3 separate regions of the Homo sapiens genome follow, and all the other regions are linked to region 2. A link is a contact called in ENCODE Hi-C or POLR2A ChIA-PET data. All regions are on one chromosome and are shown on one strand. The core of a region is the stretch at or near the end of the contact, and the rest is flanking DNA. Distances in the headings are between cores, read along the strand shown. Region 1 has its middle 2.5 kb from the start of TNFSF9. Region 2 holds the start of RANBP3-DT (RANBP3 divergent transcript). Region 3 holds the start of VAV1 (vav guanine nucleotide exchange factor 1).

Region 1 (4,250 bases), core at 1,533-4,032, 550 kb before region 2:
CCCCGTTAACGTCTTTCTCTGTCTCTGTTGATTGCCTCTGCAGTGGGTGGAAAGAGATCTTTCTCTCTCTCTGCCAATTTATGTCTATGCGTGCCTCTGTGCCTGTATTATCTCTGTCTCTGTCTCTCTCTATCTCTGTCTCTAATTCTCTCTCCCTGTCTCTGGCTCTGTTATCTCTGTCTCTGTATCTCTCTGTCTAACTCTGTCTCTGGCTGTTATCTCTGTCTCTCATTGTATCTCTCTCTGACTCTCTCTCCCTGTCTCTGGCTCTGTTATCACTGGCTCTGTCTCTCTATCTGTCTTCTCTCTCTCTGCCTCTGACTCTCTCTCCCCATGTCTGGCTCTGTTATCTCTGTCTATATATCTCTCTCTGTCTCTGACTCTCTCTCCCTATCTCTGGCTCCGTTATCTCTGTCTCTGTATCTGTCTCTGGCTCTGTTATCTCTGTCTCTCTATCTCTGTCTCTGACTGTCTCTGGCTCTGTTATCTTTCTCCCTCTCTCTGCTTCTGTTATCTCTGTCGCTGTCTCTGGCTGTGACTCTCTCTCTCTGTCTCTGTGTCTGGCTCTCTCTGTCTCTGTCTCTGACTCTGTCTCTGGCTCTGTTATCTCTGTCTCTATGTCTCTGTCTCTGTGTCTCTCTCCCTGTCTCTGGCTCTTTTATCTATGTCTGTCTGTCTCTTTCTCTCTGTCTCTGACTCTCCCTATCTCTGGCTCTGTTATCTCTGTGTCTGTCTCTCTGTCTCTGACACTCTCTCCCTGTCTCTGGCTCTGCTATCTCTGTCTCTGTATCTCTCTTTGTCTCTGCCTCTCCCTGTCTCTGGCTCTTTTATCTATGTCTGTCTTGTGTCTCTTTCTCTCTGTCTCTGACTCTCCCTATCTCTGGCTCTGTTATCTCTGTGTCTGTCTCTGTCTCTGACACTCTCTCCCTGTCTCTGGCTCTGTTATCTCTGTCTCTGTCTCTCTGTCTCTGGCTCTGTTATCTCTGTCTCTGTATCTCTCTTTGTCTCTGCCTCTCCCTGTCTCTGGCTCTTTTATCTGTGTCAGTCTGTGTGTTTCTTTCTCTCTGTCTCTGACTCTCCCTATCTCTGGCTCCGTTATCTCTGTCTCTCTCCATCTCTGACTCCCTCTCTTTATGCATCTCTGTGTCTCTCCCTGTCTCTGTATGTCTCTGGCTCTCACTCTTTCTGTCTCTCTCCCTGTTTCTCTCTGTCTCTGATTCCCTCTGTCTCTCTCTGACTCTCTGTCTCTCCCTGTCTCTCTCCTTTTCCTTCTTTAGTCTCTCTTTGTCTCCTTCCCCTCCTCTCAGCACCCCCTAGCCCCCCATCACTAGGACTCCCCCGGGTTCCCCCACATCCAGCACTTCCTAAGAAGGGTCAGGCTTCAGCCAAGCCTCAACCACCCTCACTCCTGGAGCATCTGCCCCCTGATCCCCAACCCCCCAGTGGAACCCTGAGTGTCATGCTCAGCCCTCCTGGCCACCTTCCCCGGGACCCCTGGGCCTTCCCTGGCCTGCCCCCACCCACCCACTGGATGGTTCCCGGCAGGAGCCCCTCGGGACCCTACAAGCAGAAGCTCGGAGAGTCCAGGTGGAGAAATTCCCCTTGCAAGAAAGGGACAGTGTTGAGCGAGTTGGAGGAAACACATTTCCCATCTGCTCTGGCCTGCTGGAGGCGGCCAATCCGGGGCTGGGAGGATGGGCCAAGAAGCGGTGAAAACTTGGCCCCAAAAGAGGAAGCACTCCCAGATGGAGAGGGACGTGACCCGGGGAAAGCCCTTGGCTGGTGTTGAAGTCCTGGTCTGCCCAGACCAGTGTGGGTCCACAATGGCCAACTCCCTTCCCATCTCCCAGCCCCATGGGAGATGGGAGGGTAGACCACGCCTTTCATCCCTCTGCTAGCAGAAGTCAACAGCCCATAAAATAAAGGGACTTTTGTTTTGCTTTCAGATACAAGGTCTTGCTCTGTCGCCCAAGCTGGAGTGCAGTGGCACGATCATAGCCCACTGCAGCCTCCAATCCTGGGTTCAAGCCATCCTCCTGTCTTAGACTCCTGAATAGCTGGAACTACAGGCACATACCACCATGCCTACCAATTTTTTTTTTTAATTTTTTACTTTTTATAGAGACAGGGTCTTGCTATGTTGCTCAGCTGGTCTCAAACTCCTGGACTCAAGCAATGCTCCTGTCTTGGCCTCTCAGCACTGTGATGCCAGTCATGCGTTACCGTGCCCAGTCATAAGGTAGACTTCTCATTCAACAGAACAAGTATCTTCCAGGTCAGCACTGTGTCTGATCCTGTATTGGGCCTCCCTGGGGGATTGCAGAGAAAACAGTAATGTTACTGGCTAGTGTTGAAGGAGCATTACCAAATGCTAAACACTTCCTATATACGGTTTGGGTACTCCACGTGTGAGGCCCGACCCAGCAACAGGGCCACTATCAATTAGCTATGCAAATTCTAGCACCCCGCCTAAACCTCCGGAAACTCTCAGAGGGGGTGTCCTCCAGAAGATTCCGACGGCCCCGCAAGTTTGAGAATGCCACTTGTGCCCACGTTTTTCCTTCGCATCTGCTATTCCTCGGCCTGGAACATTCTTTCCCCAGAACCGCAACTGCCAGACACTTTCTCACCACTCATGTCTCCCTTTACACCATCCCTTCCGGGTCAAGATGACAAACTGAACCAGCCTCTGTTTTCACTGTCTCCTGAAACTTCACTGTAGTCACACTTGAGCAATTGTTCGTAAACCAAAAAAAAAAAATTACAAGCCAGCAGAACGGAAAGGTGAGTTTCCTTAGATTTCCACCACCCCTAAGACCTACTCGTTGGTGAATCCCCTCAACTATGAATAATGTGGTGGATGGCGGCTAAAATACAGAAGTTTGCCATAGATAAATTTGCAGAAGAAGGCCGGGCGCAGTGGCTCACGCCTGTAATCCCAGCACTCTGGGAGGCTGAGGCAGGTGGATCACCTGAGGTCAGGAGTTCAAGACCAGCCTGACTAACATGGTGAACCCCATCTCTACTAAAAATACTAAAATTAGCCAGGCGTGATGGCAGATGCCTATAATCCCAGTTACTCGGGAGGTTGAGGCAAGAGAATCCTTGAACCCGGGAGGCGGAGGTTGCAGTGAGCCGAGATCGTGCCACTGCACTCCAGCCTGGGTGACAAAGTGAGACTCTATCTCAAAAAAAAAAAAAAATTGCAGAAGGGACACCAACTCCTCTCCACTTTCCATAAGAGAGAATCAGAGAAGCAATTTTTTGTTTTAAGATAGGTTCTCAGCCCAGCATGGTGGCTCACGTCTGTAATCCCAGCACTTTGGGAGGCTGAGGCGGGTGGATCACTTAAGTTCAGGAGTTCAAAACCAGCCTGGGCAACATGGTGAAGCCCTGTCTCTACTAAAAAAAAAAAAACTACAAAAATTAGCTGGGCATGGTGGCACTAGCTTGTAGTTCCAGCTACTTGGGAGGCTGAGGCGGGAGGATCACTTGAATCTGGGAGGTGGAGGTCACAGTGAGCCAAGATTGTACCACTGCACTCCAGCCTGGGTGACAGAGCAAGACTCCGTCTCAAAAAAAAAAAAAATAGACAGCATCTCACTCTGTTGCCCAGGCTGGAGTGCAGTGGTGTCATCGTGGTTCATTGCAACCTCAAACTCCTGGGCTTAAGTGACTCTCCCACCTCAGACTCCCCAAAGTGCTGGGACTACAGGTATGAGCCACCTCACCTGGCCCTTTCTAAGTAATTTTTATTTTTTTGAGGCAGGATTTCACACTGTCACCGAGGCTGGAGTGCAGTGGGTAATGACAGCTTACAGCAACCTCAACCGCCAGGCTCAAGCAATCCTCTCACCTCAGCTTCCCCAGTAGCTAGGACTATAGGTGCGCACCACAATGCTCAGCTAATTTAGTATTATTTGAAGAGATGGGGTTTCACCATATTGCCCAGTCCACCTCCTTGGCTCAAGTGATCCGCTCATCTCGACCTCACAAAGTGCTGGGATTATAGGCGTGAGCTACCTCGGTGGGCTGCTGAGTCGCCAGGTCCTTTTTCATTCTTATTTTTTATTTTATTTTATTGCATTTTTTCCTAAGTGAATGCACACAGGATATTTTATTTTATATGTTAATTGAGACGGAGTCTCTCCATGTTGCCCTGGCTGGTCTCTAACTCCTGGGCTGAATGGGTCCTCCTGCCCTGGCCTCCGAAAGTACTGGGATTACAGGTGTGAGCCACGGCGTGCAGC
Region 2 (4,107 bases), core at 974-3,473:
TAACGAATACATTCTCTTCCAGAGAAGCTGCTGTTAAATATTTACCACATCCCACTGGCTGTTCAGAAAAGTTTAACAACCATGTAAATACATGTGTCCTGGATTAGGAACTGGCAAACTTTTTCTGTAAAGACACAAACAGTAAATGCTTTAAGTTTTGTTGGCCAAAAAGTTTCTGTTAAAAAAAAAAATTAGCTCTAATGTCACAGCTCAAAAGTAGCCAGAGACAATATATAAATGAGTAAGCATTGGCTGTTTTCAAATAAAACTTTATTTACAGACACTGAAATGTAAATTTCACACCATTTTCACATCAATAGATATTCTTCTTTTGGTATTTTTTTTCCCAACCAGCTAAAAATGTAAAAAAATCGGCAGGCGCGGTGGCTCATGCCTGTAATCCCAGCACTTTGGGAAGCCAAGGTGGGCAGAGCACCTGAGGTCAGAAGTTCGAGAGCAGCCTGGCCAACATGGTGAAACCCTGTCTCCACAAAAAAACACAAAAACTAGCTGGGTATAGTAGTACACAGCTGTAATGCCAGCTACTCAGAAGGCTGAGGCAGGAGAATCACTTCAACCCGGGAGGCGGAGGTTGTAGTGAGTCGAAATTGTACCACTGCACTCCAGCGTGGGCAACAGAGTTAGATTCCAAAATAAATAAAAGAAAGGGAAGGGAAGGAAAGGGAGGGAGGGAACAAGGGGAGGGAGGGAGGAACCATTTTTAGCTCATAGACTATATCTGGCCCACAGATTGTAGTACTCCTCGCTCTCTTTTAGATCATACTCAAAAAGGTGCAGAGCTGGGACTCCAACCTAGGTAAGACCTGAAACACAAGGTCCCAGGCAGAGAGACGACCAAGTGCAAAGACCCTTAGGTTGGAATGAGCTTGTGCTCCAAGGATGGAAAGACCCACGCGGCTGAACAGCAATGAGCAAGGGGGAACAAAGCAGGGCATGGGAGCCAAGTTCAGGGGACTTCATAAACCTGAATACAAGGTTTAGGATATTCCAAGTTCAGCTGAGAGCCCTCTGGAAGCACTGAGTGGCCTTGATATTTCCATTTTCAGTCTATGTGTATATATATATATATACACACACACACATATATATGCACACGTGTATGTATATATCTGTGTGTATATATATAGATAAAAACAAAGTATATATGTGTATATATATGGGGGAGGTTCTTGCTGTGTCCCTAGGATGGTGGCAGTGGCACTGTCACAGCTCACTGCAGCCTCAACCTCCTGGGCTCAAGTGATCCTCCTGCCTCAGCCTCCCAAGTAGCTGGGACCACAGGCTTGCACCACCACATCCGGGTAATTTTTGTGTTTTTGTAGAGATGGGGTCTTGCTCTGTTGCCTAGGCTGGTTTTGAACTGAGCTCAAGCGATCCTCCCACCTTGGCCTCCCGCAGTGCTGGGATTCCAGGGGTGAGCTACCGCGTCTGGCTGATTATATTTTTCAAAGACTCCTCAGCCTGCGGCCATGTGCAGAACCAAGCCTGGGGCTTCAAAAGAATGCAGCAAAGGATAGCAGAGAGGCCGCTGTCCAAGTCTTCCATGAGATAGATACGGACGATGTGGCCTAGGGTGGTGACAGCCTGGGGGTGACAATGGGTGGCTCTGGGCTGTATTTTGGAGGCAAGGCCAAGTCCGAAGGATTTGCTGAGAGATTCATAGCAGGTGAGTAGAGAACAACTCCAGGGTGTCCAGGACCCTCCCATGAGCCTTGTGAGTGAGGCTGATGGTCCCATTTTACAGATGGGTAACCTGGAGGCGCGCGGTTCCCCTCCCATGAGCTTGTGAAGTTGATTCTCGTAGCTCCGAGGGGTCGAGTCCCTCGCGCCGGCTCCCCCCGCCCCCAACGCCAGCACCTGGGTCCCAGGGCTGCGCCCCCTCCTAGAGCCTGACCACGACCCCCGCCCCCGCCGATGAGCTCTGATTTACCCCCCAATCCCAAGCACCCCGCGCCCTCTCGCCACTTCCCCCGTGGTTTCAGGAAAGCGTTTGCCGAAGGTACCGGCTCCTAAGGCGGGTAAACTGAGGTAGGAGGCAACGCGTCTCCCGCCCGCGCGTGTGGGAAGCCCCCGCAGGCCCGGCGATTTACCTGGAGGAAGGCCTCGGCTGCGGCGCCCTGAACTGCTCACTGTCCCACCGCGGGGGAACCCCGGAAAACGAGTGGGAAAACGAGTGCTTCAAGACCCGCCTCGGGCCGCGCGGTGCCGCCTCACTAAACCTTAGTCGCTGCCACTGCGCATGCGCCCTTCCCGGCCCTTTCCCCGCCCTCTCAGTCGGCGGGAAAAGGAGGCGGGAGATGGCTCGTGCGCAGGTGCGTGCTAGGAGCGCGGCTCGTCAGGGCAGGCTGCTCTGCAGGGCAGGCGATCCGGGGCTCGCCTCCGCGCGGCATTCAGCGCGCAGGCGCGAGCTGGCCGCCTCACACGGAGTCGGCTTGTTAAGTGCGCACGCGCGGGAGTTTCTGGCAGAAAGCAGGCGAGCCTGGGCCGGCGCGGGGCCTTGTGGGAGGGCTTAAGGAAGTAAAATGGCGGACCTGGCGAACGAAGGTAGGGGAGGCGCCGTTGGGGACCGGCTGGCGGCCGGGGAACGGGCGGCGGGAGGACTAGGGGCCACAAGCCCTTGGGGGGAGCACCGCAGAGTGCAAGGGTTTCGTCCGCTCCAGGCTAGCGCCGTGGCGGGCCTTGCAGCCGCCCCCTATTGCGTCCCCTCAGGCCGGGCTCACCGGCCCGGCCCATCACTCCCGGCAACCCCAGCCACTGCAGCCGTCTGGCTAGAGGAGCCGGGTGGCCATCGGGATCGCAGCCCTAAGGCCCCTCTGCGTCGCAGCCAAGCTCGGGGCTGAAGGGGGCGGGAGGCGCGGCCCCAGTGCTTCGGCCACGGATGTAAATAGACCTTAGGGCCTGGTTGTGGCCCGGAGCGCGCCACGCTCCCTCCCCGCCCCCTCGTCCTCCGCCACCCGGCATCTCCCCTTCCCCGGCCTGGCTGCCTATCTCCTAAGCCCGTGAGGCCCTCGTCCTCCGCGGGCCAGCCGCACACCGCGGACGGAGGAAGCCCAGGCCGTTTTCACCCCGTCCCCGCCCCGAACTTCGGCCCCCACTTCCCGCCAGTTCCCCCCGGATCCTTCGGGGCGCTTCGTCTCCCCCTCATTTAGGCCCCGCCGCAGGATCTGGGCCGCCGAAAACCCTGGCTGCTCTTTGGCCCTTTTTGCTGCACTTCCAGACAAGAGACCGTGCGAGTCCCTCCTCTGTGGAGCGCTGACAGCCCACCTGAGTGTTTTTGACAAGGTTACACTTCCAGATCCCCCGAGAAGGCACCATAAGGCTGATGTCTGCTTCCATCCATAGTCGTGTTGCCATCGCTGTAGCTTCAAGACTTCTGAGGCCTATTTTTAGCTCCCCCCCTTTTCTAGTTGCACAAATGCAGGCAAGCTCTCTACCTGTCTGGCTCTGATTCCCCCATTCGGTGCTCCCTGTGACTGGAGGGTTTTCCCTACCGAATTGCAGTAATGAATGAATGATGATAGGAAGTGCTTGGTCTTGTGGAGCATTTAGGGTAGTTACCAGGTGTGGTGCAAAGTCTTGACATACTGTTTTCCCTGGTAGGAGGTATAGATACTGTTAGCCCCATTCACTTGATGAGGAGACTGAGTCAACGTGGTTAAGTCGCTTATCCAAGGCGTGTCACACAGCTGGGAAGGAGCAGGGATGTGAACCAAGATGGCCTGGCTTCAGATGCCAGACCACGGGTGCTCAGTCCCTGCAGATTCTGATTCTGTGTGGTGTTGGGCGGGCGCTGGGCATCTGTACAGGCAGCAGCACAGGTTCTCTCCCTGATTCTTGGCCATTTTATTCTATTTTATTTTTTGGGACGGAGTCTAGCTCTGTAGCCAGGCTGGAGTGCAGTGGCGCCATCTCGGCTCACTGCAATCTCCGCCTCCCGGGTTCAGGTGATTCTCCTGCCTCAGCCTCCCGAGTAGCTGGGATTACAGGCGCGCACCACCACACCCAGCTAATTTTTGTGTTTTTAGTACAGACGGGGTTTCACCATGTTGGCCAGGATGGTCTCCATCTCCTGACCTCGTGATCTGC
Region 3 (4,364 bases), core at 186-2,685, 790 kb before region 2:
AAAATAAATAAATAAATAAAATAAACAGAAGGAGTAAAGGCGCATGGATCTCTTCCACCAATGGCCCTGCCCCTGAAAACCACCCGCCAGGAACCCCCATGGGCCCATCTCCATTAACTTATCCTCCCAGCTCTTCATCTGCAGGGCCAGCCTGAGGACCAGATGGGAGCTGTCCCCTCAGACCTCAGGGCAGGACTGTGTCCCCCAGGCCCCAGGATAGGGCTGTATCTCCTTTCATCCCAGAGGAGATGGGACTCCACCAGCCCCGCCCCGTCCCCCGTTCCCACCCAGCAGCCCTGGGGAACCAGACATGATGCTACAGCAACATAATGCAGCCACATCACACGCCCACCCAACCACATTCAAATAGGGATTTGAATATATTTCCTGAGCCAGTCTCATACAGCCACAGTCAAATCCACCACCACCCCTCCAGCCTGGGCCCCTGCAGAAATCCCTGCCGAGAAAATGCAGCTCTTCCAAGCACCAAGACCTCAGGACCCACTCTCTGAGCCCAGGACTGGGCCCTGCCTTACTATCTCCTCTGAGATGGATGCAGGGAGGAAGCTCAGATCCCTGGGGCTGCAGCCCCCCACCTGCCCCATGCTGCCCCAGGCCCAGGCAGGAAGCCAAGGGGAAGGAAGATGTAAGGGGAAGGAAGGGGCCCAGGGCCCGGGAGGAGGAGACACATGTGGGGGAAGATGTTGGCGGAGGCTCCTCCCCCACATCCAGACTCTGGGGGTCAAAGGAGTCCAAAGCCTCAGGTAACCCAATGGCCACCCTGGGGGTTCTGGGGAGCTCCCCCGAGACCTCTGGTTGGTCCCATCTGGGGGCATGAACCACAGTAGAGGCGCCTGGGGCTTGAGAGAGTTAACCCCTAGTTTGCCAGTTCTCAGCCCAGATGCGGGCCAACTCAGGGCCCGTGAACCCACACAGGGAGCCTGTTAAGCTTGGGGAGGCCACCCCAGAATCTCAGATTGTGACCACCCCCTGGGCCAGCCCTGGACCTGTAAGCATATTCCCTCTCCTTTGCAGGCCCAGAGGTGGAGCAGCACGTCAGCCCCTCGACTGTCAGCCCCGGGGAGGACCCCCGTCTCCAACCCTCAGCACACCTGCCCGCGGAGGGCTCACCTGGGACATCTGGGGGCGCAGGTTGACCTCACGCAGGTTGATGGCATGGGGTAGCAGGTTGTTAAGCAGCTGACACAGAAGGACACCATCCCGGAGGGCCTGGGCCAGTTCACACACCTGAGCCCCATCCCAGGTCACGCGGTGGCTGGGCGGCAGCACCCGGCACTGGATGAGCCAGTGGGTGCATTGGCGCCACAGCTCCATGGCTACCGCCTGCCCAGGGCCGGCCGTGCACCCTCGCAGCCTCCACCACCCACCCGCCCGCACGCCTGCCCTGCTCGCCTGTGGAGCGACAGCTAGTGCTACCACTTCCTCTTCTTTGCCTGTAACTGTCGCCCTGAGAGGGGGTGGAGGAGGAGGAGCCATGGGGCGGGGGGGAGCTGGGGGAGCACCTGCAGCCCAGCCCCACCCCACGCCTTCCATGCAGAATCTGACATCTCTTTCTTCCGCCCACTCGACACAGGCCTGGGCATGGGGAGTTGGGGGGCTGGGGGAGTCAGGCCAGCTAGACTATGAGATGGGTGAGCTTCCTCCATATGCAGACGGCGGCAGTGACACTCTGAAATATACCCAGAATTCACCCACTTCTCACCCCCTCCTCTGTCTGGTCCAGCCCCGTCATCACTCAGCTGGTCTTCTGACTCCAGCCCCCGTACCCCACAGTCTGTCCTCCCTGCAGCCACCACCAGAGGTTGCCTGTGAGCATCTGAGTCAGGGCACACCCTTCTTCTGCCCACAACTCTCTATGGCTCCCACTTTCCTCCAGGGACAAGCCCAAGTCCTCCCCAAGGCCCACAAAACCCTGCTTGAATTGCCCAGTTCCCTCCCTGCCCTCCCCACTCCCTCTCTCCCCCTCTTCACTGTGCTCCAGCCACACGGGCCTCTTCGCTCTTCCTCCAACATGCCAGGAACATACGGCCCTGCCCCAGGGCCTTTGCACGGGCTGTGTCCTCCACCTTAAGCAACTTCATGGCTAGCTCCCTCACCCCTACATGTCTTTGCTCAAATGCTACCTTCTCATGAGGTCTTCCTAAATCCCCTCATTTCAAATCACAGCCTTTTCCGCATTCCATTAGCTCTACCCACCTCCCTAGGTTAAGCCCTGATCTTTGTCCAACAAATCTGATTTTTTAAGTTATTTTTTTCCTTCCTTCCTTTCTCTCCCTCTTTCCCTCCCTTCCTTTCTTCCTTCCTTCCTTCCTTCCTTCCTTCCTTCCTTTCTTTCTTTCCTTTCTTTCTCTCTTTGTTTCTTTCTTCTTTTTTTTTTTTTGAGACGGAGTCTCACTCTGTCACCCAGGCTGGAGTGCGGTGGCGCAATCTCAGTTCACTGCAAGCTCCGCTTCCCGGGTTCACGCCATTCTCCTGCCTCAGCCTCCTGAGTAGCTGGGACTACAGGCGTCCGCCACCGCGTCTGGCTAATTTTTTGTATTTTTAGTAGAGACAGGGTTTCATCGTGGTCTCGATCTCCCGATCTCATGATCCGCCCGCCTCAGCCTCCCAAAGTGCTGGGATTACAGGCGTGAGCCACCGCGCCAGGCTTCTTTCTTCTTTTTTTTTCTTTTGAGACGGAGTTTCACTCTCGTTGCCCAGGCTAGAGTGCAGTGGTGTGATCAGCTCACCACAACCTCTGCCTCCTGGGTTCAAGCGATTCTCCTGTCTCAGCTTCCCAAGTAGCTGAGATTACGGGCATGCATCACCACGCCCAGCTAATTTTGTATTTTTAGTAGAGACAGGGTTTCTCCATGTTGGTCAGGCTGGTCTCGAACTCCTGACCTCAGGTGATCCACCTGCCTCAGCCTCCCAAAGTGCTGGGATTACAGGCGTGAGCCACCGCGCCCGGCTTTTTTTTTTTTTTTTTTTTTTTTTTTTTGACAGGGTCTCATTCTGTCACCCAGGCTGGAGTGCAGTGGCATGATCTCAGCTCACTGCAAGCTCTGCCTCCCAGGTTTTCCCTGACCTCAGCCTCCCAGGCAGCTGGGATTACTGGCACCTGCCACCATGCCCAGGTAATTTTTGTATTTTCACAGAGACAGGGTTTCAGCATGTTGGCCAGGCTGGTCTCAAACTCCTGACCTCAAGTGATCTGCCCGCCTTGGTCTTCCAAAGTGCTGGGATTACAGGCTTGAGTCACTGTGCCCAGGCTCTTTCTTCTGTCATCCAGGCTGGAGTTCAGTGGCATGATCATAGCTCACTGCAGCCTCAAACTCCTGGGCTCAAGTGATCCTCCCGCCTCAGCCTCCCAAGTAGCTGGAACTACAGGCTTGTGCCACTGTGCCTGGCTAATTTTAAATTTTTTTGCAGAGAGGGGCTTTTACTATGTTGCCCAGGCTGGTCTTGAACTCCTGGCCTCAAGCAATCCTCCCACCTCGGCTTCCCAAAGTACTGGGATTACAGACGTGGGCCATGGCACCCGCTCATCATTGTTTCTTTATTGTCTGTTCAAGAATTTATGTTTCTTTGGTTCACTACTGACCCCTCTCTTATGCAGCACCTGACACATAGGCATGCCCCTTAAATACCTGTTGAATGAATAAATAATTGAAAGCTCTATTGACTGCACCTGACATTTATCCCAAATCCATCCCTTTATCACCATGTCCATGGTCACCACCCAAATCCAAGCCACCATCATCCCTCTCCTTATAGACTACAATAGTGTCTTTTTTTTTTTTTTTTTTTGTCTTGCTCTATGGACCAGGCTGGAGTGTAGTGGCGCAATCTCGGCTCATTGCAACCTCTGCCTCCCAGATTCAAGTGATTCTCCTGCCTCAGCCTCCCGAGTAGCTGGGATTATAGGTGTCACCATGCGTGGCTAAATTTTTGTATTTTCAGTAGAGACAGGGTTTCGCCATGTGGCCCAGGCTGGTCTCAAACTCCTGGCCTCAAGTGATCCACCTGCCTCAGCCTCCCAAAGTGCTGGGATTACAGGCACGAGCCACTGTGCCAGGCCCAATAGTGTCTTTCATTAACTCATTCAACAAACATTTACTGGCTTCCCGGCCATTACCTTATCATTAGCTGAAATCATCTTCATGAGATTAGGTCTCTCTGCCCCCATCCCTAGCTTCCACCCCAGTAGAGTGTAAGCAGGCCCTCCCCCGTCCACCTAATACGTGGCCCTCATCATGGAGTTTCTTTTTAAATTATCGTTATTATTATTCTTAGGAGAAAGTTTCACTCTGGTTGCCCAGGCTAGAGTGCAATGGTGCAATCTCTGCCCACAGCAACCTCTG

What was found. A loop is a pair of places that touch in the nucleus more often than their neighbours do. ChIA-PET counts read pairs that join two places held with the same protein, here RNA polymerase II (POLR2A). Pooled maps may share reads with other maps.
Region 1: a pooled map shows a loop between it and region 2 (5-fold over the local background). The contact joins the enhancer-like site here to the promoter of RANBP3-DT in region 2. A Hi-C loop is called at or near these places in 5 of 50 pooled maps. POLR2A ChIA-PET finds 5 or more read pairs at or near these places in 3 of 52 experiments (GM10248, K562 and PC-3).
Region 3: a loop to region 2 is called in a pooled map, with 4 times the contacts of the local background. The contact joins the promoter of VAV1 here to the promoter of RANBP3-DT in region 2. A Hi-C loop is called at or near these places in 1 of 37 single-sample maps with no recorded cell type and 7 of 50 pooled maps. POLR2A ChIA-PET finds 5 or more read pairs at or near these places in 1 of 52 experiments (PC-9).

The regions. Positions count from the first base shown.
Region 1 is chr19:6,526,448-6,530,697 of GRCh38, reverse strand. No RefSeq gene overlaps it. Among named protein-coding and RNA genes, the nearest start is that of TNFSF9, 2.5 kb to the left of the region's middle. RefSeq lists enhancers at 1,765-2,024, 2,455-2,684. Within about 2 kb of position 2,782, at least 2 of the 41 ENCODE cell types and tissues checked have a DNase peak (open chromatin) inside an H3K27ac peak, as active enhancers do.
Region 2 is chr19:5,976,519-5,980,625 of GRCh38, reverse strand. It overlaps RANBP3-DT (RANBP3 divergent transcript), which reads right to left and starts at 2,223. Exons shown (of 4, transcript NR_046376.1): 1 at 2,112-2,223. RANBP3 (RAN binding protein 3) reads left to right here and starts at 2,486. Exons shown (of 17, transcript NM_007322.3): 1 at 2,486-2,565. The coding sequence starts at 2,544. RefSeq lists silencers at 2,093-2,142, 2,193-2,362, 2,593-2,702.
Region 3 is chr19:6,769,779-6,774,142 of GRCh38, reverse strand. It overlaps VAV1 (vav guanine nucleotide exchange factor 1), which reads right to left and starts at 1,435. Exons shown (of 27, transcript NM_005428.4): 1 at 1,132-1,435. The coding sequence starts at 1,335. RefSeq lists enhancers at 547-596, 705-1,205 and a silencer at 1,367-1,616.